7 separate regions of the Homo sapiens genome follow, and all the other regions are linked to region 7. The links are chromatin contacts, found by Hi-C or POLR2A ChIA-PET in ENCODE. All regions are on one chromosome and are shown on one strand. Each heading gives the region's core, a stretch centred on a gene start or an enhancer-like site at or near the end of the contact. The rest is flanking DNA. Distances are from core to core; before and after follow the strand shown.

Region 1 (2,700 bases), core at 158-2,657, 1.8 Mb before region 7:
GCAAGATACATTTAATCATTTAATAAGCACTTACTGTGTGCCGGGCCTTGTGCAAAGCACTAAACATGAATTATCTCCTGGAACCATCCAAACAATCCTGGCACAAAAGTCCTATGACTACCATTCCACAGATGGGACACTGAGGATGGGAGCAAATGTGTGGGGGAGCTCAGGGCTGTCATGTCACAGCCCACAGTCAGGCAGTCTCTGGGCCAGATGGAGAATATTGAAGAACAATTATAATACATAAGAGCTGCTACTTAGTGAGAGATGGCGCTGGACTAGAAATACAATCTCAGCAAATCCTTACAACCCTTTGAGAGTGATCTTGTTATTATCCCATTTTGTAAATGAGGAACCTGAGGTAGTAGGAAGGGAAGTCAACTGGACCAGTTCTGAATCTGGCCCTCGGGGGTGACCAATACTACGGCCAGAGCCCCACCCTCAGAGGGTCTCTGGGCCACTAGGAAAACGCTGAATAAATGGTACCATTTACTGAGCGTTATATGCCAGCTGCTGTGCTAAGCACTTTACACATGGTATTCTCACTGCATCCTGAAAACAACTCGACGAAGTGGTTGCTATTTAAATCCCCATTTTATAGATAGGGAAACCAAGGCACAGAGAGGTGAAGCCAGTTGCCCAAAGTCACACAGCTGGTAAATGTTCAAATTTGAACCTGGGGTCTCTCTGCCTTCCAAACCAACGCTCTTAACAAAATAATCTCGGTTAACAGCAGCTAGCCTGCATTGGGTGCTAACTAAGGACTCACCTCTTTACATGCACACGCTCAACTAATCCTCACCCTATGCAATCGATAACATCTTCACCTCATTTTTCGGAGAGCTAACAATAACCCAAATACGTAGTAAGTGCCTCCTATGTGCCAAATGTTTTATTATATTATCTCAACAGAGTCTCCGCCAAGATGCTCTCCTACTCCGTTTTACTGCAGGGGAAATTGAGGTTCGGCGCGGTTTTCCCAGATCGCGGCTCCCGAGTGGCACAGCCGGGACGCGAATCCACCGCTCCCCGCCTCCAAGCTCTTCACCACAGCGCCGGGGTGCACGCCTGGAAAGTTGAGCCATGCGGGCACGAGTCCGGCTGGGTCCGGAGGGCGCGAGTCCCGGCGCCGCCGCCCCCCACGGCCAGTACCCACACCCGGCCGTCCGCCCGCGCTGACCCTCGGGGTCCGGGCAGCCACCGATTCCCCGCCACCCTTGCGCGAGGCCGATCCTGCACCCGGAGCCACGTACCTGGACGCCCCGGCTGCCCGCCTCGCGGGCCCCACGATCGCGGCGTCCAGCTCCGCGCCGCTCGCTGGAGACGCCGCCAGCTCCGGTGGCCCGAGTGACTTCCAGGCTGCCCACTTCCAAGCCGCTTCGCGCGAGTCCTCCTGGGAACTGTAGTTTCGCCCTAGCCGGCCGCGAACTCAAAAAGAGAATGGCGCGCGGGGGCTGCCGGGAGCCGTAGGCGCACCGCCGCGCTGCCTCCTAGGAACGGTAGTCCGCTGGTCGCCTTCGTGCAGCTCCAGTCTGTAGAGCACTTCCGCAGCCCCGAGGGGCGTGAGGGAGGGAGGTGTGTCTCCTGCAGACTACAGCTCGAGAGCCGCGCTCTTCGCCCCGCCGGGGCGGTTTCTCCTTTCTCCTGGCCCCGTCTACCTCCTCCCTTCATTCGGCGGAACCTCTCCCTCACTCTCTGCCAGGCTCGAGTCACTTACCCCTAGGACGCTAGCCCGGGGGAAACGGGGGAAGCGGAGCAGTGCGCTAGACCCCCAGCGGAGGGGGCGGTGGAGGAGGGCGTAGATGCACGCCCGCGCACGCGCGGTCGTCGGCAGACCCCGGCCTAAATTGCCGCGGGACCCCGCGGAGAGGATTTTTTTTTTTTTTCTTTCGAGAGCGCGCGCGCGTTCTCGCGCCGGGCGCGCGCCCATGCGCACGCGCGTTCAGACCCCTGGCCTCGGGAAGTCCGCCGGCTGCGGGGTTGGGGGCCAACCGTTCTGTGGGCGGAGTCCTCTCGCAACATCCGCCAGGTAGCTTCTTAGTTGCTGCCCCTAGCTCTAGGAGCTCCTGAGTGCACACGCCGTACCCGTCCCTTGTCGGGAATCCTGTCGCAGGTAACAGGCGCAGCCAATGCTTTGAGATAGAGACGCCCTGCCTTCCCTGCCACGTGCAGGAGGCCCGAGGGTGAGGGGCCCCAGGTGTAGTCGCCTGTCCCCGGCGTAGGCGGCTCCAGAGCTCTGCCTTCGACGGGAGCCACAAGACCCAGGGGCTGCCTAGGGGCCTTGTTATCTTGCATTCTTTTGTTGATCGCACATTCCTGAGGGTAACTAGTGTTTGTAGAGTACCTACACCTTGGGAAATTTTGTCCAAATTTAATCCACCTGGTGACATAACCAAGCAGCGGAATACCCCGCAACACACACTCCTTTTTTAAGGTATATTGCCACTCCTCCATAAGAGTTACCGAGGGAATTGACTGGAATTGCAAGGTCCTCTGGTGGAGAAGCCGGAGTCAATACCCTTTCCGCCTCAGCCTGCCTTCTAGGAAGATGTTCACTAACACTTGAAGCTGGGAAGCATATGTTTCTTCCTGGGAGAGCACATTTTTCCACTCATTCAACAAAAATGGATTAACCACCTATTCCATGTCAGGTTGGGTGATTATGGAGACACAAGAGAAATCCAGACAGACTGGACT
Region 2 (2,700 bases), core at 201-2,700, 1.4 Mb after region 7:
AGACCACATGGTACAGTTTTGACAACCATAAACCGAATAACCTTACATTCCAAAGTTGCATTGTGAATTACAGTTTTAAAATGTTGGCAATCTAGAAAGTCTTCTAGCAGAAAACTGTAGAAAAGAGGAACACTGGGTGATGAGGACAATACCTTGGAGCTCTCCTGTGGGCTCCATTCTTCCTATAGTGAAAGGAACCATAGATCTAGTCCCTTAAATGGACTTGATTAGGTGGGAACAGGCAGGAGAAGCAAAGCAAACACACAGAGGCCTAATAAAGTGTTTCAGGAAGATTTGGGGACACACCGACTTACCTGAGACATTATTCTGCAATTTCCAATGGCCAACAGAGTCCCCTTTCCAGGTTCTTATCTTAGAGATGGGCAGTGTCCTGAGGGCACAGAAAGGCAGGAAAAAGCAGTCATGAAAAATCGGGCTTATCTTGCGGCACCTGTCACACACCTTAATGGAAAAGCACACTGGTAATCACTCGCCGGAGCGTCAATCTCTCCCTGGGAAGGAACAGGGTGTTTCTCCGCAAGGGCTATTTACCAGGTGCCACCTGCGGGGAAAATCAATTATTCTGTATACAAAAGACTCATAAAACAACGGTAACAACTTTATCAGCTCGTTCAGTCTTCACCACTTTGCAAGGTGTGCATTCATATTATTCCAGATTTTTTTTTTTTTTTTTTTGAGACGGAGTCTCGTTCTGTCTCCAGGCTGGAGTGCAATGGAGCGACCTCGACTCACTGCAACCTCTGCCTCCCGGGTTGAAGCGATTCTCCTACCTCAACCTCTCGAATAGCTGGGATTATAGACACGTGCCACCACGCCCAGCTAATTTTTTTTTGTATTTTTAGTAGAGACGGCGTTTCGCCATGTTCGTTAGGCTGGTGCGGTGGCTTACGCCTTTAATCCCAGCACTTCGGAAGGCGGAGGCGGGCGGATCGCTTGAGGTCGAGTTCTAAACCAGATTTATTTTTTAAAATGAAGACAAAACTGAAATTCCGAGATACTGAACCCATTTGTTCAAGGTTGCACAACTGAAAGCGCCGGCTTCATGACGACATAACCCAAAAAAAACTGTAGCTGGCGTCTGCTCTCGCGCCCACTTCGCTCTCACAACAGTGCCAAGAGGTCGGCGCCGTCATCACCCCGCGTTTACACGGCTCAACAGGAAGGCCAGGAAATGCCCAAGGCCCCGGCCGTGGTCAAACCGCGCGCGGACCCAGGGCCTTAGCCCCGCCGTCGCCGCGACCCACACTTGCCGGAGTCCTCAGCAGGGCCTCACCGTCCCGCAGGCGCCCCGAGCCCGCGCCTCCGCGGACCTGACGCGCCGCGTAGCTGGTGAGCGGGTAACGGCGGCCGACCTCCGGGAACGACACTGCCCCAAACCGTTCCTTAGCTTGGAAGCCGCCGCCAGGCCTGAAGCTATCGCGGGACTGACCCAGTGCACCGCCCACGGCGAACCACATTTCCCAGAATCCTCCCCCTGCGGTACAAATGTCCCGGAAGCCGCGAACCGCCGGCACCCGAAGACCACACTTCCCAAGGGTCTCTGCGGCTGCGCGGACCTGGTGCGCCGCGGGCAAACCGGTCACGGCTTTGTAAGTAGCTTAACCGCCTGGGGCCGTCGACCTAGAGCCGGCCAGCTAGGACCATGCGCAAATTGTCCTGGGGCACACAGTCGTCCTCTGGTGAACGATACAACTCGAAACCAAGGGACACCCTCTACTTATAAGGGCCATGGCGCCCGGACCAAGAAATTACATTTCCCAGAAAACTGCAGCCGTGCCAAGGTCTTCCGGGTCATTCCTGCGCTCACACAAACGTTTCCCTCCGAGACATGGGCAGCCCTTGCTGGTACCGCGCAAGTGCTCGCCGTTGCTAGCAAAGGGGCTCCTCTCATCCCAAACCCTGCCGCTATGCTGTTCACCTTCAGGTCTTTTTTTTTTTTTTTTTTTGGCACTCATTTGCCCAAGACGATAACTCACAAAACGCCCTGTGGCCCGACTGTCACGACTGTAGTTCGCCAACCAAGGGCATTTCCTGGAAATGCAAGGGGACACGTATCTGTGACACTAATGGCCGTTCTGACGTGCGTTACGCCCCTGGAAGGACTTGGAAATACTGAACTTGAGTGAGCACTGGGAGGATGGAGACCCTCATCCTGGGAGGAGTCACTCCTCCCGCAGCCATCACAGCCTGACGCCCCCTCTCCCCAGAAGTGCTTCTTAGGCCCACCCAAAAGGGCAATGGACCTCTCTGTATGCAAGCCAGAGCAGTCTACTGTTTGTGTATATTTGGGTTGTTTACTTTCTTTTTAACACTTAAATGTTAATTGACTTCAATCATTTTTAAAATTATAAATAGTGTCGCTATAGACTTTTTTGTACTTATTAAGTACTGACCTGCATGATCTTCGTGAAGCAGTGCTTCTGTTACCAGAAAGGGGTCCGGATCCGACCCCAAGAGAGAGTTCTTAGAGCTCACGCAAGAAAAAATCCATGGGAGAGCACAGTGCAAAGCCAAAGCAAGTGTATTAAGAAAGTAAAGAAACAATGGGTACTCCATTGTTAGAGCAGCAGCTTGGGCTGCTGGACTAGGGATACTTGTATTTATTGCTTGATGATGTGCTAAACAAGGGTGGATTATTCATGAGTTTTCCAGGAAAGAGGTGGGCAATTTCAATTTCTC
Region 3 (2,700 bases), core at 73-2,572, 1.5 Mb before region 7:
TTTAGCTACGAAAATGAGGCTGATCTTTCAACTAAAGATCAAAGAAACTTACTATCCAAGAATGCTTGGAGACATTGAATTTATCCAAGAGTTCATCCAGGAACAAAGGGGAAAAAACAAATCTCATTTGTTAGAATATTCCAAGACCAGGTATGGAAGAAAATAAAATGCCTCTCCCTCCCGTTTCATGGTGTCCTATTCAATTTTCTGACACAGTCCTACAATTCCATCATTTGGAAGTAATAGCAACCTTATTCCTTTCCAATTTTTTTTCCTGCAATTATTTTACTTGCCTAACACCACAGTCCTGAGGGCACACAAGGGCCAGATGCAGATAATCAAAATCCCAACACTCAGTTTCATAGGGACCCACAAACCGTCTCCATGGAAAACCAGAACCAGAAGCGCTGCCCTATCAGAAGGATTCTGGAAATAACGCTGGATGAGGCAGAGCCACAGTCACAGATCCGATGTCAGGTACGTCACAAACGCAGACACAAACCGCAAAGACCCCAGAGACCCGCTACAGCCAGCGTCAGAGTCAGGCACCACCGCGCAGCCTTCTCTGCGGCACCATCCTAATCCCCCGCTAGAGAACGGCACACGCGCACGCAGCAGCCCCGTGCACGGAAACACTACTCCGCCAGCGGCCAGGCACTCGGTCCAGGTACGCGGGGGCGCGGCGGCCGTCACTCAGCAAACACCACAGGCAGCACGCGCCGCGCCTTGGTCCAGGCTCGCGATACTGGGGTTTCCTCCATCCAACTCACGCCAGGGTCACGGCTACAGGCCTAGATTTGAACACTCCATCCCCATCGGGATCCTGTAGCCAACCTCCACCCTCCTCCAAACCTCCCGACCCCTCGGCAGGTGCGGCCCCACACTTCTCCCTTGCTCCCTGAAGGGCCCCAGCGTTCGCCCCCCGCGCGCTTGCGCACTCGAGGCAGAAGCCGATTTCCAAAGGTTCCGGTGAGGCGTCGCTGGGGGCGGGGCGGGGCTCGCAGCCTCCGCCTGTCTCCGAGCCGAGAACCAAATGAAAAATAAAAAGGCGGAATATTGTTTTTTTAAATTTTGGACCGCAGTGTCCACAGGGGAGCAGGCCTGGATTATCTTTAATGGCACTGGTCAGTCACGGGGCGGCCATTACAGGTAGAGGCCTGAGGCGAGGGACACTGCGGCCCCTCTGGCTCCGTCTCCCCGGCCCGACTATCCCCGCCGAGACCCGGCCCCACGCGCCCCTCCCGGCCCGGAGCAGCTGCGGGACTTGCCTCCGCCCCCCCGCGCGCTAGCGCATTCGCGACGGAGACAGGCGCTCTCCCGTATTCTGGCGCCGCTGACTCCCAGGGCTGGGCTATCCTCTGAGTCGGGTGAGGCTGGGGCTGGGAGCCGGGCGCCACTGTGGCCGCTGCTTTTCTGAGGGAAAAGAGCGCGGAGTGGGCCAGGTTTTGCAGGCCGGGCCAAGGTGGAGAAAAGGTTCCTGTGGAGCCTCAGGCCGGTGTGCTTTTTTTCCCGGGACTGAGCTTCTGCAGCCCTGAGGCCTGGAGGCCCGGGCGGTAGTAACTGTGCCGGACCAGGTTCGTGGGTGCGGCCTGTGGTGCAGTTGGAGACCGAGGCCCCGCGCATCCTCGTCCGCGCTTCAGCCACTTAGGCTCGGCCGTAGCGAAAAGGCCCAAGAGGGAAGTCAGAGGTGAACGCCCCAGGATGAAGGTCCCCTGCAAAACGCTGGGACCTAGATTTGGGGTGGGTGTCTGGGGTCTAGGAGGACACGCTGGACAGTTCCGAAAAGACACAGTGGGTGGTCCCGGGCGTGGGCAACCGGGTGCGGAACTACAGCGTACCCGGAGCTGCGAACCCAGACGCGGGTGACTGCTGACCCTCTGCCCTGTCGTTTCCATTTGTGCATGCAGGTGGCGGTTAGTTGGGGCCAGGGAAGCGTGGAGGGTGGGTTCCAATCGAGTCAAGAAAAGCCTGGGGTGTCCTGAACTCTGCCTGCTTCCCCAGCCCTGCCAGTTTCCAGAGAAGGCGCTTGAGAAGGAGAAACGAATCGCTGCTGCTCTTCTAAAAGCCGGTTCCCTGTGAGTTCGTGCTGCTGCTTTGTTTCTGTGAAATGCATTCGAGTTCCTTCCGTTTAAAATCCTGCTTAGGAATGATCTATTTATTCATTGATTTGGGCCTTAGGATTTCCCTACCTAGTTAACGGCAGGGGACCTAATTAATAGATTTCCCGTTGTTAGTGCCCACTTCATGCTGTTCTATAGTTAGACACATGGTTAGTTAACTGTAGGCTGCAAATTCAATTACTCTGTGAGCGCTGTTTTTCTAAGGATCTTGATGATATGGAAATACCCGTGCTGGAGATTAATGTTCATACTTTGTTTTTATTTGTTTTTTAGGGTTTAGATATGTTTAATGGTTCTGGGGTAGGAGTGGAGATTTCTTTTTTTCCAGGAAATTCATGAGTGGAAGTTTTTGGTACCAGCCAGATGTGGTTTGAGGTCTGGCAGCATGAGTTTATTTTGGGTATATCTTGGATCGACTGAGGGAGGTGTAGTGTAGTGGTTAAGAATTTCGAGCCTAGATTAAGTGGAATTGAATCCTGACTGCCACTTAAATCTGAACGAGTTTAAGCAATCTGTGCTTCAATTTCCTCAGAATTGTAATAGTGTATACTTTACGGTGTTGTTTTGAAGATTACATGAA
Region 4 (2,700 bases), core at 155-2,654, 1.1 Mb after region 7:
CTGAGGCAGGAGAATTGCTTGAACCCAGCAGGAGGAGGTTGCAGTGGGCCGAGATCGTGCCACTGCACTCTAGCCTGGGCGACAGAGCCAGACTCTATTTCAAAAGAAAAAAAAAAAAAGAAGAGCGTTTCAGAGCTAAATTACAGGCATATGCAGGCACAGAGGGTCATGGTAGAACCCAGAGCCCCAGGCACACTTGTACACACACCACTAAGTCACAATGGGACGCACACTGGTAACTTACAGCAACGCTTGGAGCTACAGATAGAATTAATGGTAAAACACACACAGCCCAAGAAGGATCAGAGCTGCTACACACGGTAACTCCAGACACATGTACAAACACTCCAACGTCACACTCAGACACACAGGGGTAATTTATATTTGCACAGGGAGCTACAGATGGAATGAGACACAACACGCACACAACCAGCTGCTCACAGCCACAGATTTGGAGCCCCAGACACACACAGGTAACTTACAGTGACACACAGAGCCGCGGTCAGAATTAGTGGTTAAGTTACACGCAGGAACTCTATCAGAGGCCCAAAGCTGCTGCAGGCTAGCAGCCCCAGACACACGTACACACACTTGCAAGACAATTCACAGTCGGAAGCACATGCGCCCACCTGGACCGGAAGGGGAGTAAGAAGTCAATTCCGAGCACACAGGACCCCCCGCCCTCCATGACCTCAAGCACGCGGTCCTGGAGAGACGCAGGAAGCCCCCACCCCCGGCAGCCCCGAGACCCGCAACAGCCAAGGACGGTGGGAGGGGGCCCAGGCAGGAGGGGGCTGCCTACTCCCGGCGCGCCCAGGGCTCCGCGGCCTGTGGGCCTGGGCTGGTCCCGATCCTGTCTCCATCCCAGGCCGGAGCCCCAGTTCGGCCTCGCGCTCACCCCTGGCTTACCAGGCAGGGGGTTGCCAGGCCTGAGGGCCCTCCCCGCCAGATGAACCCGCGGGCCCCCAGCCAAACCCCGCAACCCAGTGCGTCGCGGGCCGGCAGTGGCGACCCAGACCCCGGGCCCTGCCCTGCGTCCGCGCCCCACTCCCCAGCTGCACCCCTCGCCCGGGGGCCCCCTGCCCCGCCCCCACCCCGATCGCCCCGGCCAGAGCCATGTGCAGAGGCCCCCGACCTCTGCAGCGGCCGCTCCGCCCCCTCCCCAAGCCCGCGGCGCCCCCTCCCTCCGGTGGCCTCCCCCGCGCGCCCGGTCCCTGAGCTCTAGTCGCCCGGTCCTTACTCGAACATGGATGCGGCGCGGTGGGCGCGCCCCGGGCGCAGGGCAGGGCAGGGCAGGGCAGGGCTGGGCTGCGCGGGGCTGGGCTGCGCTGGGCGTCCCCGCAGGGCACCGGCCTGGCCTTCCGCGGCCGCCGCCCCCACCCGACCCAACCGCCCGCACAAAAGGCCGGAGCCGCCGGAGGCCGCCGCGGCGTCAGCGACACCCCCTTCCTTCCCCCGCCCCGCCGCGTCACGGCGCCGCCCCCAGCCCGGGAGGGAAGGCGGGGAGGGGCCGCAGAGGCCTAGAAGGAGGGAGAAGCCGGGGAGAGAGGGACTGGACAGAGAAGGGAAAGCAGAGGGGCAGAGAGACAGAGAAGGAAACAAAGAGACTTTATTAAAACCAAACATCGTGGAGGCAGCTGCCTGCCCGCAGGTTGGGGAGCCCCCTCCCCTAGTACCTAGAAAAGGGTCCCTAGCAACTACTATGCCCCTGGCCAGAAGCTCCTGGACCTCCCAGGGAGGAACCTGAGAGCCGGGGCGAAGGTGGGGGAGGACTGGAGATGCTGGGAAACCGAGGTGTATGTATGGGGGAGGGGGCCTGAAGCTGGCGGGAAGGGGTGGGGCCGGTTGGCCGCCTCCTCCTTCCCTCTCCCAGTCTCTGAGCCCGGGTTCCTGGTCCCAGGAGGTCCGGTGCCTCCGTTTCTAGGGACTTCCCAGTTTTGGTCAGCCAGGCCAAGTACCAAGTCAGAATCCAGCCTCCCTGGCTCTTATCTGTGCTGAGACCTTGCGCTCATCACCCCAGTGCTGGGAGTCCCACTAACTCGGTGGTAAGGGCTTTTCCCGGGGACAGCGCAGGAACGGGCAAAATCAGTCCTTTTACGGAAGGAGAAGCCCGGCCTCTAAGATGGGAAGTGACTTGTTGGGGTCACCTGGTAGGTAGGCGGCAGAGTTGGATTCGATCCTGCTCTGACGCCATAACCTGCGTCCCCCCTCCCCCGCCCCGTCTGCAAGAGGTCAGAGTCAGGTGGTGTCCTGGACTCCTGGCCCAACCACACAGAAATGCGAGTCCCACCTCACAGCTCCGGGGCTGTGGCTCCCCAGCGCTCTCCAGGGTACGCTGTCCCCGCCTCTTTTGAAAAAACTCCCTTCCCAACCCTCTCCATCAACCCTTCCCCTCCTCCTGCAAAAGAAGCCCACCTGACTTCTCCATTTTGATGAATGGCAGGCCCAGAACTTCAGAGTCTTTTCTGACCCTCTCTTTTCCTTCACACCACATCCAATCCGTCACAAACTGTGGGCTCCACGTATAAAATCAATCGCTCCATTCTAAACTCTTCTTCCTCCGCTGCCCACGCCCTGGCCCAGCCTCCATCCTCTCCTGCCTGATCTCCCTGCTCCCATCCCTGCCCCTACTGTCTGTTCTCACCTGCAGCCAGAGAGAGCCTGGGACCACCTGAGTCAGTTAACTACCCTCCTGGCTCA
Region 5 (2,700 bases), core at 194-2,693, 1.7 Mb before region 7:
CTGAAGAGATAACTGCACTACCATTCACTGCAGCATTATTCTGCATTGGATACGGAAGCAACCTAGGTGTCCAGCATGTTATAAGTGGATAAAGAAAATGTTACATATTATATATATTATGTATATAACCTTATACACATATATATATGTATATATAAAGGAATACTATTCACTTTTTAAGAAGAGGAAAATCGGCCGGGCACAGTGGCTCGCGCCTGTAAATGCAGCATTTTGTGAGGCCAAGGTGGGTGGATCACCTGAGGTCAGGAGTTCGAGACCAGCCAGATCAACATGGTGAAACCCTGTCACTGCTAAAAATACAAAAATTAGCCGACGTGGTGGCGCATGCCTATAATCCCAGCTACTTGGGAGGCTGAGACACAAGAATCGCTTGAACAGGGGAGGCAGAGGTTGCAGTGAGCTGAGACTGTGCCACTGCACTCCAGCCTGGGTGACAAGAGCGAAACTCCGTTTCAAAAAATAATAATAAGTAAATAGATTTTTAAAAAATAAATAAAAAATAAAAATAAAACAAGGAAAATTCTGTCATCTGTGACAACATGGATAAACCAGGAGGACATTATGCTAAGTGAGAGAAGCCAGTAACAGAAAGATAAATACCAAATACCACATAAGTGGTATTTGTGGAATCTAAAAAAGTCTAACTCTTAAGAGGCAAAGAATGGTGTTTACCAGAGACTGAAAAATGGGGAAAAGGGAGATGTTAATTAAAACAGTACAAAATTTCAGTTAGTCAGGAGAAATAAACTTTGTTAATCGATTGCATAGAATAGCAACTACATAAATAATGTGTTGCATGTTTCAAAATTGCTAAAAGTAGATTTTAAATGTTTTCACCACAAAAAAGTGAGGTGATGGATTTAATTAGCTTGATTTAATCATTTCGCATTGTAAACATAGATCAAAACAGCATATTGTACCCTATCAGTATATAAAACATACAATTATTATTTGTCCATTTTTAAAAAGTTACTTTTCTCATACCTTATAACAAGACTGGACTTCCTCAGGGGACACAGAGCAGAGTCCCCGCCCTCGGGAGCTCATAACCGATCCCCCACGCTCGCCCTCGCGGCCACACTTTGAAAGCCCTCCCCTACCGGCTCTACACTCAAACAGCCCGAGGCTTCGGGCAGCCTCGAGTTCGGATTCCACTTCTCAGCCTTCTGGGGTCACTGAAACCCTCAGAACTCCGAGGACAAGTCGGACACGCCTTCGCCTCAGCCATCTTCGCCAGCGCAATAAGTCTCTGTGTCTTCACACTCCTGGTAGAGGGAAAACTAAAACCTCCGGGAGCCAGCGTCCGGCGGTGCCTGCAATCTAACCGGGATTTGGGGTTCCGAGCCACTTTTCCCACAAGCCACCGCGGTCATGGAGCTTTAGGCTTAAACTACATTTCCCAGAGGGCAACGGGAACACCCAATCTATGGCTTCCCTTCCGTTTTCGCGTGGTTCTTTTGCAAGGTGGGTTGAACTCATTTCAGTATATAACAGGCACAGAGTACTCGCAGGGAGGGCTCTGGGCAATCAAGTTACGTTGGAGCCCAACCTAAACCAGCCGGGGTGGTGGAGGAAGCCCTTTAACCGTGGAAGCCTCTAGTGTGGACGGCCAGTTGTTATCGGAATCTCAGGCCCGTGGGTGCATGAACAGCAGAGGAGGGTATTTGAGTGCGCACGTGAGAGAATGTTGTATATGTCAGATGGGGAATGTTTGAGAGTGTGTGACAGAGAAACTGCGTGTGAGAGGCTGGGATGTGCCTCCTTGACGGTGGGTGCGGTTGTGAGGCTGTGACAGGTGAGTGAGTGGCTGTGCTTGCGTGACGGGGATATGAGGTGCTTGTCCTTTTCATGTACGTTGATTGCGGTGGCACTGCGGTGTCACTTTGAGTCTTGGCTGTAGGTTCCCGGCTGCTGCTTCTCTCCTCCCTCCTCACAGCTGCTTGCGGCTGACACACACAAAAAATGTCTGCAAGAGGGAAGTTGGATACTGAACTCTACATCAAGTTTTCCAGCAAGAAGGCATTGACTTGCTGTGAGATTGGAAACGCCTGGGAGGTTATTTCTTTGTGAGCTCTGAGAGCGAGCTACCTGTCTCAGAACCTCGTCTTTCCCAGAGCTCTGACCCCAGGAACCTGCTGTGAACTCATACCCAGATTCCAGCCTCTCTCCTACCTCCATGTGTTAAAGTGTGTGAACAGGGAAGGCGTGGAGGGTATTGTGTAAGGAGGCATTCCGTGCTTCAAGGAAAGGCCTGATAACTCATGATTTTTTTCTCCCTCCCTGGTCCTGCTATTCCTCAAAAGGACTCTAATGAGGAGGAAAAAAATTCTTTCACATCTAAAACTCAATGTTTAGGCTAGTTGGCTTTTTTCTTTCCTAAGGTTACTGGTTTTAGAGTATGTTTTACTTCATCTGAAATGTGTCTGAATGTCCTAATACCAATCTGCTTTCTTTCCAGTAGATGTTGGGAGCCATTGAGCTGAATCTCATTAACGTTCTCATATTTGGCCGGGTGTGGTGGCTCACGCCTGTAATCGCACCATTTTAGGAGGCCAAGGCGGACGGATCACTTGAGGTCAGGAGTTCGAGACCAGCCTGGCCAACATGACGAAACCCCATCACTACTAAAAATACAAAAATTAGTCTGGCGTGATGGTGCATGCTTGTAATCCCACCATC
Region 6 (2,700 bases), core at 53-2,552, 1.6 Mb before region 7:
CACTCCAGCCTGGGCAACTAGAGCAAAACTCCGTCTCAAAAAGAGAAAAAAGAAAAAGAAAATAATATGTGGAGTCAATTTAATCCATTGATCTATGTGTGGTATTTCTGAGAGATTATTCAGGAGATTCAGGAGCAACAAATCCAAGAACTAATTAAGAGAAGAAAAAGTGATCAATAAGTTCTTAAATTGTAACTTTAATAGTTTTTTTTCCTTGACTATTTGTATTTTTGAATGGTGATTTTTTAGTTTTGTTCCTTTTCCTCTTAGGGTATAGACAAATATTTTTTATTTTTAAATTAATTTTACTTATTTATTTTTTGAGACAAGGTCTTGCTCTGTTGCTCAGGCCAGAGTGCGGTGACACCATCATACCTCACTGAAGCCTGAACTTCCGGGCTCAACTGATCCTCCTACCTTTGTCTTTGGAATAGCTGGGCCCACAGGCGTGTGCCACCACACCAGGCTAACTTTCATTTTTGGTAGAGTTTGGGAGGAGGAGAGGGGTGTCTCACTATGTTTCTTAGGCTGGTTTTGAACTTCTGGCCTCAACTGATCCTCCTGCCTTGGCCTCCGAAAATGCTGGGATTAAAGGCGTGAGCCACCGTGCCCAGCCTGTATTCATCAATATTTTATTAAGCCAAAGAAACAGGAAATTCGGACTATTAAATATTTGTCCGTTTTAGCTGTTGTAAATATTTCCCCCAAATTTACTTACCTAAAAATTTTTCTTATTCGTTTTTTACCATTTGGAAATTTTGGATGCTTCTAAATAACTATGAAGATTTACAAAGTATTACATGAAGGATCAAAAAAATTTTTTAAATTTCTTATTTTATCTTCAAGAAGCCTATTCCAGAACAAAAATAATAAAACTATTTAGCAGTTATTTCTTCAGATGATTTTTTAGTCAAATTTTTAGTCAAATATATTCGTGTCCAAAGATGAAGAACATAATGTCATGTATTGAAGAATGTGATGGAACTTCAAACCCTCATATAGGACGTGAGTCCATTTACTTAGCGCTTGACGAGACAAGCTGGGCCTGTCGGGTGGTATTAAAAGTCCCAGTCCCATGTGTTACCAAGGAGGCCGGCTCTACCTCAGGAGCCATGAGGGTTTCGGCGCCCCACCCTGAGGAGCTCACACCCATCCAGCAGGTGATCCCTTCCGAGGCTACCTGGATCAGTTTCTACTCAGACTCGCCTCCTACTGGCCCTAAGAACGCACTAACTCCACCCTAAGCCTCAGGCCAGGGGCCCAGTAGTGGCCGATCTGCGCATGCGCACTCGAGGCAAGGCGGCCACTCCCAGAAGTCTCCGGGGCTCGAGCGGTGGGTGGGAGGCGCGGTCCAAGTGGTCGCTGCCGTATTTCTCGTAGGTTTTTAGGATTCTGGACTCCATTTCTCACCGGTACCTGCGGTCCTGACTGTTCTGGCTTGGACTACATATTACAAAGGCAACGGAGAAAACTTGGACCCCTGGCTCCGGTTCCGGGACCTTTTGGTTCCACCTGAAGAAGGCGGCGCAGGTCACTGCGGGAGCCTCTGCAGCCCCAGCCCGCCGCCCGCGTGGTACCCTGCGTGGCGGTGAGAGTGGGGCTGCAGGAGGCGCTCAGAGCGCGGAGGCCCCCAGGCGGGCCGGGCGAGTCTCCCGCCTCCTCAGGCCCTAGGGTGCTGGAGCTGCGGAGGAGGGGCCCGTCTCTAGGAGACAGGCGGGGAGCGTGAGAGACCGCGCAGCGGCGACAGGACCGGCTTGCCTGTGTGACGTGGGTGCAGTTGCGGGACTGTGAGGGGTGCGTAGTCGACCTTGTGTGACCTGTACATGCCGTGTGTGTCCTTTGTAAAGCGTGCTTCGCTGGGCTCTGTGGGGTCTATTGACCCTTGGCTCCAGGTTCCCTGCTGCTTCCTGTGCCTTCCTCAGCCTAGTACGACTACAACAGAGAAATGGTCCCAATGGGAAATCAGATACTGAGTCTTAGATGAAGATTTCCAGTGAGAAGAAACAGATAGGATGAGAAGCTTAGAAGAGTAATTGCCCTTAAGAAAGGTATGATAGATTCTGTTAAATAAAAAAGTATTCAGTGACACTTGTTAAAGCATGCAAAGAACCCTTTATTCAGGACCATGGTGGTAGGTATTGGGATCCCGGCTGTGAGATTTTGCAGTGGGTAACAGACATTGGGCTCAACTCCGAATTCAGCATGAACAAGTGGGAATTTATAGCCAAGAAGGTTAGGGATCACTGGATGAGAAATTACTAAGAGGAAATGTCTGGGTTAAGGAAGATTCTGACTAAACGCACCTAACAGGATTATTTCTGGAGAGAGAGACCTGGGGGACGGTGGAGGATGAAGATACGGAGGCGAAAGGGTCTTGCTAAACTGACTTAGAATAGTTCTTTGCTATAGCCAGATTTTACAGTGAAGTGTACAGATGGGCCTAGCTGAAGGTGTAGTAGCCTGACTAAAATTTGGTCTGGCAGGGTTTGTCAGTTTCGAGTGTAGGATTCCCTCCTGAAAAGGGTTGTTACTCCGCCCCCACCTCCCGGTTCTTGGAGTTTCATTTACATGTTTAACAAACACGGCCTTGAATTCTGACCCCAAGAACCTGCAGTGAAGGATGATTGCAGGTTCCATCCAACATACTTCCTTCTGGTCGTGTGTATGAAATTACGCGCCTGCAGCCTTGGAGGGGGGAAA
Region 7 (2,700 bases), core at 169-2,668:
ACTTTAGTAGGCCAAGGTGAGCTGATCACTTGAGGTCAGGAGTTCCAGACCAGCCTGGCCAACATGGCAAAAACCCATCTCTACTAAAAATACAAAAATTAGCTGGGTGGGCACCTGTAATCCCAGCTACTCGGGAGGCTGGGGCACAAGGATCACTTGAACCCAGGAGGTGAAGGCTGCAGTGAGCCCGATAGTGCCACTGCACTCCATTCCAGGTTGGGTGACAGAGTGAGACTCTGTCTCAAAAAAAGACAGAAAGGATGTACTGAGTGGATGCACAAAGAGATCCTGTGTTCTGGTTTCTCCCAAGCTGTCCAGCCTGGTCGCTCACTGTGACCTACCTCACATTCTAGGCCTCTGTACACCCTGCTCCCTCCTTTCCACCTCTTTCTCTTAAGTCACCCTTTCCTCATCCCTCAGCTCAGACATCCCTTCCTCCAGGAAGCCCTCTCTGATTCTCCCAGGTGGAGTCAGGCACCTCTTCTTGGTGGCTCCAGTCCCCTGGGATTTCCTGATCCCAGCCCAGACCACTCTAGGCTGTCCCTGTCTAATGATGGGTCTGTCTCTCGTCAGGCTGCACTGGAGGCTCCACGAAGGCAGGACCTATCTCGGGTATGACTGAGGGCAAAGCCCAGCAAGTGTCTGTTGAATAACCAAATGAAAGGTGGGGTGGGGGAGTGTCCCAGATAGAGAGTCCTCACGTGGATGCGGCAGCCGTCATCTACAGGGTAGGAGCCCAGGAGCGCATCCTCTTGATCCAGCTTGCTGTAGAACTTGTCGTCAACTCCATACAGCTCCAGTTCCATGCAGGAAGCAGGGCTGCCCACCAGCAACTCCAGTTTACACTGTGAGGAGGAGGCAGGGTGAGAAGAAGGAGGCCACGGAGGCCCCGCCCCTTGCATCAATGACCATCGCCACGTCCCTTTTCCTCCAAAAGACCCCCCAGTCAGGACGCACGGGGCCGCAATCCAGCCCCTCGCCTCTTGCCCCCGCCCTCTGGACCGTCGGATTTTTCGCTGGACCCGGCCCTCATCTCTGCACTCTCGAGTTCTCTCCGGACCCGCCCCGCCGCGACCGGGTCCCCAGCCTCCGCAGCCTGGGATCACCTCCGGGCCCGCCCAGTCACTCCCCGGCCCCTCCCAGCCTCCCCCTTCCGGGAACCCCCCAATTTCTTCGCCCCGCCCCTCCGGACCCCGCCCCCATGGCCACACCTTGAACTCAGCGATGGTGAGGCTGCGGCTGTATCGCTTCTCGGAGCGGAAGGTGTTGAGGGAGCTGCTGATGAAAACGGTCACCGTGGGTGCCGACACCCCCGTCACCTCCATCTTGCCGCGCCCTGCGGATGCCTGCAGCGCGGTCCAGCCGCCTCACACCCGCTCCGCAGCCGCCGCCGCCGCTGCTGCTGCTGGGCTATCAGCCCCGCCTCCTGCTCCGTGCCTGACCAATCCGCGCTCTCCTGCCAGGAGCGTCCGCCAATCGCCGCCGTCCCTTCCCCACCGCCAGGAAGAGGGCTCTCCTTACTCTTGGGCCAGCCCAGCCAATCCAGAGGGGCCTTCCATAGTTCACGGTTCTTCCAATAGCGGCCCGGGAAAGGACCAGAACAGGCGGCGAAGACTGAAGCCCGGAGGTAGGAGTGGCAAGAGCTCGCCCAGTCCGCGAAGGGTAAACTCGCGCATGCGCACTGGCCTTCAACCAAGCCAAGCGCCTTGGCTTCTGTCCTGGATGCTCAGTGTTTTGCGGTTTACGATGCGCATCGTTTTCCCGGCTCTGGCACCAGATCCATACTATTCTGTAAACTGAGGCGGCGATGCCCAAAAATTGGAAGCAATTACTCTAAGATATCAAAAGATTGAAGCAAGCCATGAAACCTCTGCGCGGAGAGAGCCGAGCCCGAGGCGGCGGGGAGCCAGCACGTGTGCGCAGCTCCGCCCTCTTTTGGCGAAGCACCTAGGCCTGGCCCCTCCCGCGACCTGTAGCGCGGCGGAGCAAGCGCGGAAGGCTGGGAGGGCTGCGCGGGCTGCGCGTCGCCATGGAGCCCGACGGGACTTACGAGCCGGGCTTCGTGGGTATTCGCTTCTGCCAGGAATGGTGAGGCGGAGGGAGCGGGTGATGTTAGAAGGCGGGCGAGGAATGGCTCCAGAACTAACCCCTGGCACCTCCCCCTCCCCACAGTAACAACATGCTGTACCCCAAGGAAGACAAGGAGAACCGCATTCTGCTCTACGCGGTGAGCGCCGGGGTCTTCCCCGGCAGGTCCACCTGTTCCCAGCGTGGCCCCGCCCTGCCCCCTGCCTCTGTGATCGGACTCCCTGTTCGCCCTCCGCTGCACCTCAAGTGATCCTGACTCTCATGTCCTGCCCATCCCCAAAGAGAGTCCTGTCGTCATATCCTCCGGGATCACCCTGCCCTCTCCTCCCAATCTTGTCTGGAATCCTTCCGTGACCCCCTTTCCCCCACACTCGCCCTCTCGTAGTGCCGGAACTGTGATTACCAGCAGGAGGCCGACAACAGCTGCATCTATGTCAACAAGATCACGCACGAAGTGGAGTGAGTGGCGGGCCCTGAGCTGGGGGCGGGGGTGTTGGCTCTGGAGGCTGGGTCTGAGCGTAATTTTGCACCCCCGCGTCCCTGCAGCGAACTGACCCAGATTATCGCCGACGTGTCCCAGGACCCCACGTTGCCGCGGACCGAGGACCACCC

The links. A loop is a pair of places that touch in the nucleus more often than their neighbours do. ChIA-PET counts read pairs that join two places held with the same protein, here RNA polymerase II (POLR2A). Pooled maps may share reads with other maps.
Region 1: a map of CD4-positive, alpha-beta T cell shows a loop between it and region 7 (10-fold over the local background). The contact joins the promoter of SIPA1L3 here to the promoter of TBCB in region 7. A Hi-C loop is called at or near these places in 2 of 168 maps with a recorded cell type or tissue (CD4-positive, alpha-beta T cell and naive thymus-derived CD4-positive, alpha-beta T cell) and 7 of 50 pooled maps. POLR2A ChIA-PET finds 5 or more read pairs at or near these places in 2 of 52 experiments (Caco-2 and naive thymus-derived CD8-positive, alpha-beta T cell).
Region 2: a loop to region 7 is called in a pooled map, with 18 times the contacts of the local background. The contact joins the promoter of ZNF302 here to the promoter of TBCB in region 7. A Hi-C loop is called at or near these places in 1 of 37 single-sample maps with no recorded cell type and 9 of 50 pooled maps. POLR2A ChIA-PET finds 5 or more read pairs at or near these places in 1 of 52 experiments (HEK293).
Region 3: a loop to region 7 is called in a pooled map, with 28 times the contacts of the local background. The contact joins the promoter of ZFP30 here to the promoter of TBCB in region 7. A Hi-C loop is called at or near these places in 2 of 37 single-sample maps with no recorded cell type and 11 of 50 pooled maps. POLR2A ChIA-PET finds 5 or more read pairs at or near these places in 1 of 52 experiments (GM10248).
Region 4: a pooled map shows a loop between it and region 7 (14-fold over the local background). The contact joins the promoter of GRAMD1A here to the promoter of TBCB in region 7. A Hi-C loop is called at or near these places in 7 of 50 pooled maps. POLR2A ChIA-PET finds 5 or more read pairs at or near these places in 2 of 52 experiments (A549 and GM12878).
Region 5: a loop to region 7 is called in a pooled map, with 20 times the contacts of the local background. The contact joins the promoter of ZNF573 here to the promoter of TBCB in region 7. A Hi-C loop is called at or near these places in 1 of 168 maps with a recorded cell type or tissue (MCF 10A) and 9 of 50 pooled maps. POLR2A ChIA-PET finds 5 or more read pairs at or near these places in 3 of 52 experiments (CD8-positive, alpha-beta memory T cell, K562 and PC-9).
Region 6: a loop to region 7 is called in a pooled map, with 8 times the contacts of the local background. The contact joins the promoter of ZNF607 here to the promoter of TBCB in region 7. A Hi-C loop is called at or near these places in 2 of 37 single-sample maps with no recorded cell type and 2 of 50 pooled maps.

Annotation. Positions count from the first base shown.
Region 1 is chr19:37,905,915-37,908,614 of GRCh38, reverse strand. SIPA1L3 (signal induced proliferation associated 1 like 3) reads right to left here and starts at 1,407. Exons shown (of 22, transcript NM_015073.3): 1 at 1,257-1,407. WDR87 (WD repeat domain 87) reads left to right here and starts at 2,021. Exons shown (of 6, transcript NM_001291088.2): 1 at 2,021-2,116. RefSeq lists an enhancer at 696-755 and a silencer at 1,056-1,295.
Region 2 is chr19:34,676,428-34,679,127 of GRCh38, reverse strand. ZNF302 (zinc finger protein 302) reads right to left here and starts at 1,450. Exons shown (of 5, transcript NM_001289187.2): 1 at 1,025-1,450; 2 at 315-391. The coding sequence starts at 323. SCGB2B2 (secretoglobin family 2B member 2) reads left to right here and starts at 1,969. Exons shown (of 4, transcript NM_001025591.4): 1 at 1,969-2,700. It also overlaps the pseudogene ZNF807P and the pseudogene SCGB1B2P. RefSeq lists a silencer at 1,202-1,261 and enhancers at 684-1,580, 1,712-1,771, 1,822-1,921, 1,581-2,478.
Region 3 is chr19:37,654,087-37,656,786 of GRCh38, reverse strand. It overlaps ZFP30 (ZFP30 zinc finger protein), which reads left to right and starts at 1,322. Exons shown (of 6, transcript NM_001320669.3): 1 at 1,322-1,367; 2 at 1,908-2,075. RefSeq lists enhancers at 717-766, 166-1,153 and a silencer at 1,177-1,366.
Region 4 is chr19:34,999,027-35,001,726 of GRCh38, reverse strand. It overlaps GRAMD1A (GRAM domain containing 1A), which reads right to left and starts at 1,404. Exons shown (of 20, transcript NM_020895.5): 1 at 1,241-1,404. The coding sequence starts at 1,248. RefSeq lists silencers at 790-919, 1,190-1,569.
Region 5 is chr19:37,778,329-37,781,028 of GRCh38, reverse strand. ZNF573 (zinc finger protein 573) reads left to right here and starts at 1,443. Exons shown (of 5, transcript NM_001172690.2): 1 at 1,443-1,485. RefSeq lists enhancers at 629-1,291, 1,150-1,499, 1,206-1,500, 1,292-1,955.
Region 6 is chr19:37,718,363-37,721,062 of GRCh38, reverse strand. It overlaps ZNF607 (zinc finger protein 607), which reads left to right and starts at 1,302. Exons shown (of 5, transcript NM_032689.5): 1 at 1,302-1,794. RefSeq lists silencers at 1,541-1,650, 1,711-1,800.
Region 7 is chr19:36,114,186-36,116,885 of GRCh38, reverse strand. It overlaps TBCB (tubulin folding cofactor B), which reads right to left and starts at 1,418. Exons shown (of 6, transcript NM_001281.3): 1 at 1,212-1,418; 2 at 702-845. The coding sequence starts at 1,325. POLR2I (RNA polymerase II subunit I) reads left to right here and starts at 2,011. Exons shown (of 6, transcript NM_006233.5): 1 at 2,011-2,088; 2 at 2,173-2,227; 3 at 2,474-2,547; 4 at 2,635-2,700. The coding sequence starts at 2,030. RefSeq lists enhancers at 688-777, 2,368-2,497, 2,516-2,700 and a silencer at 1,088-1,177.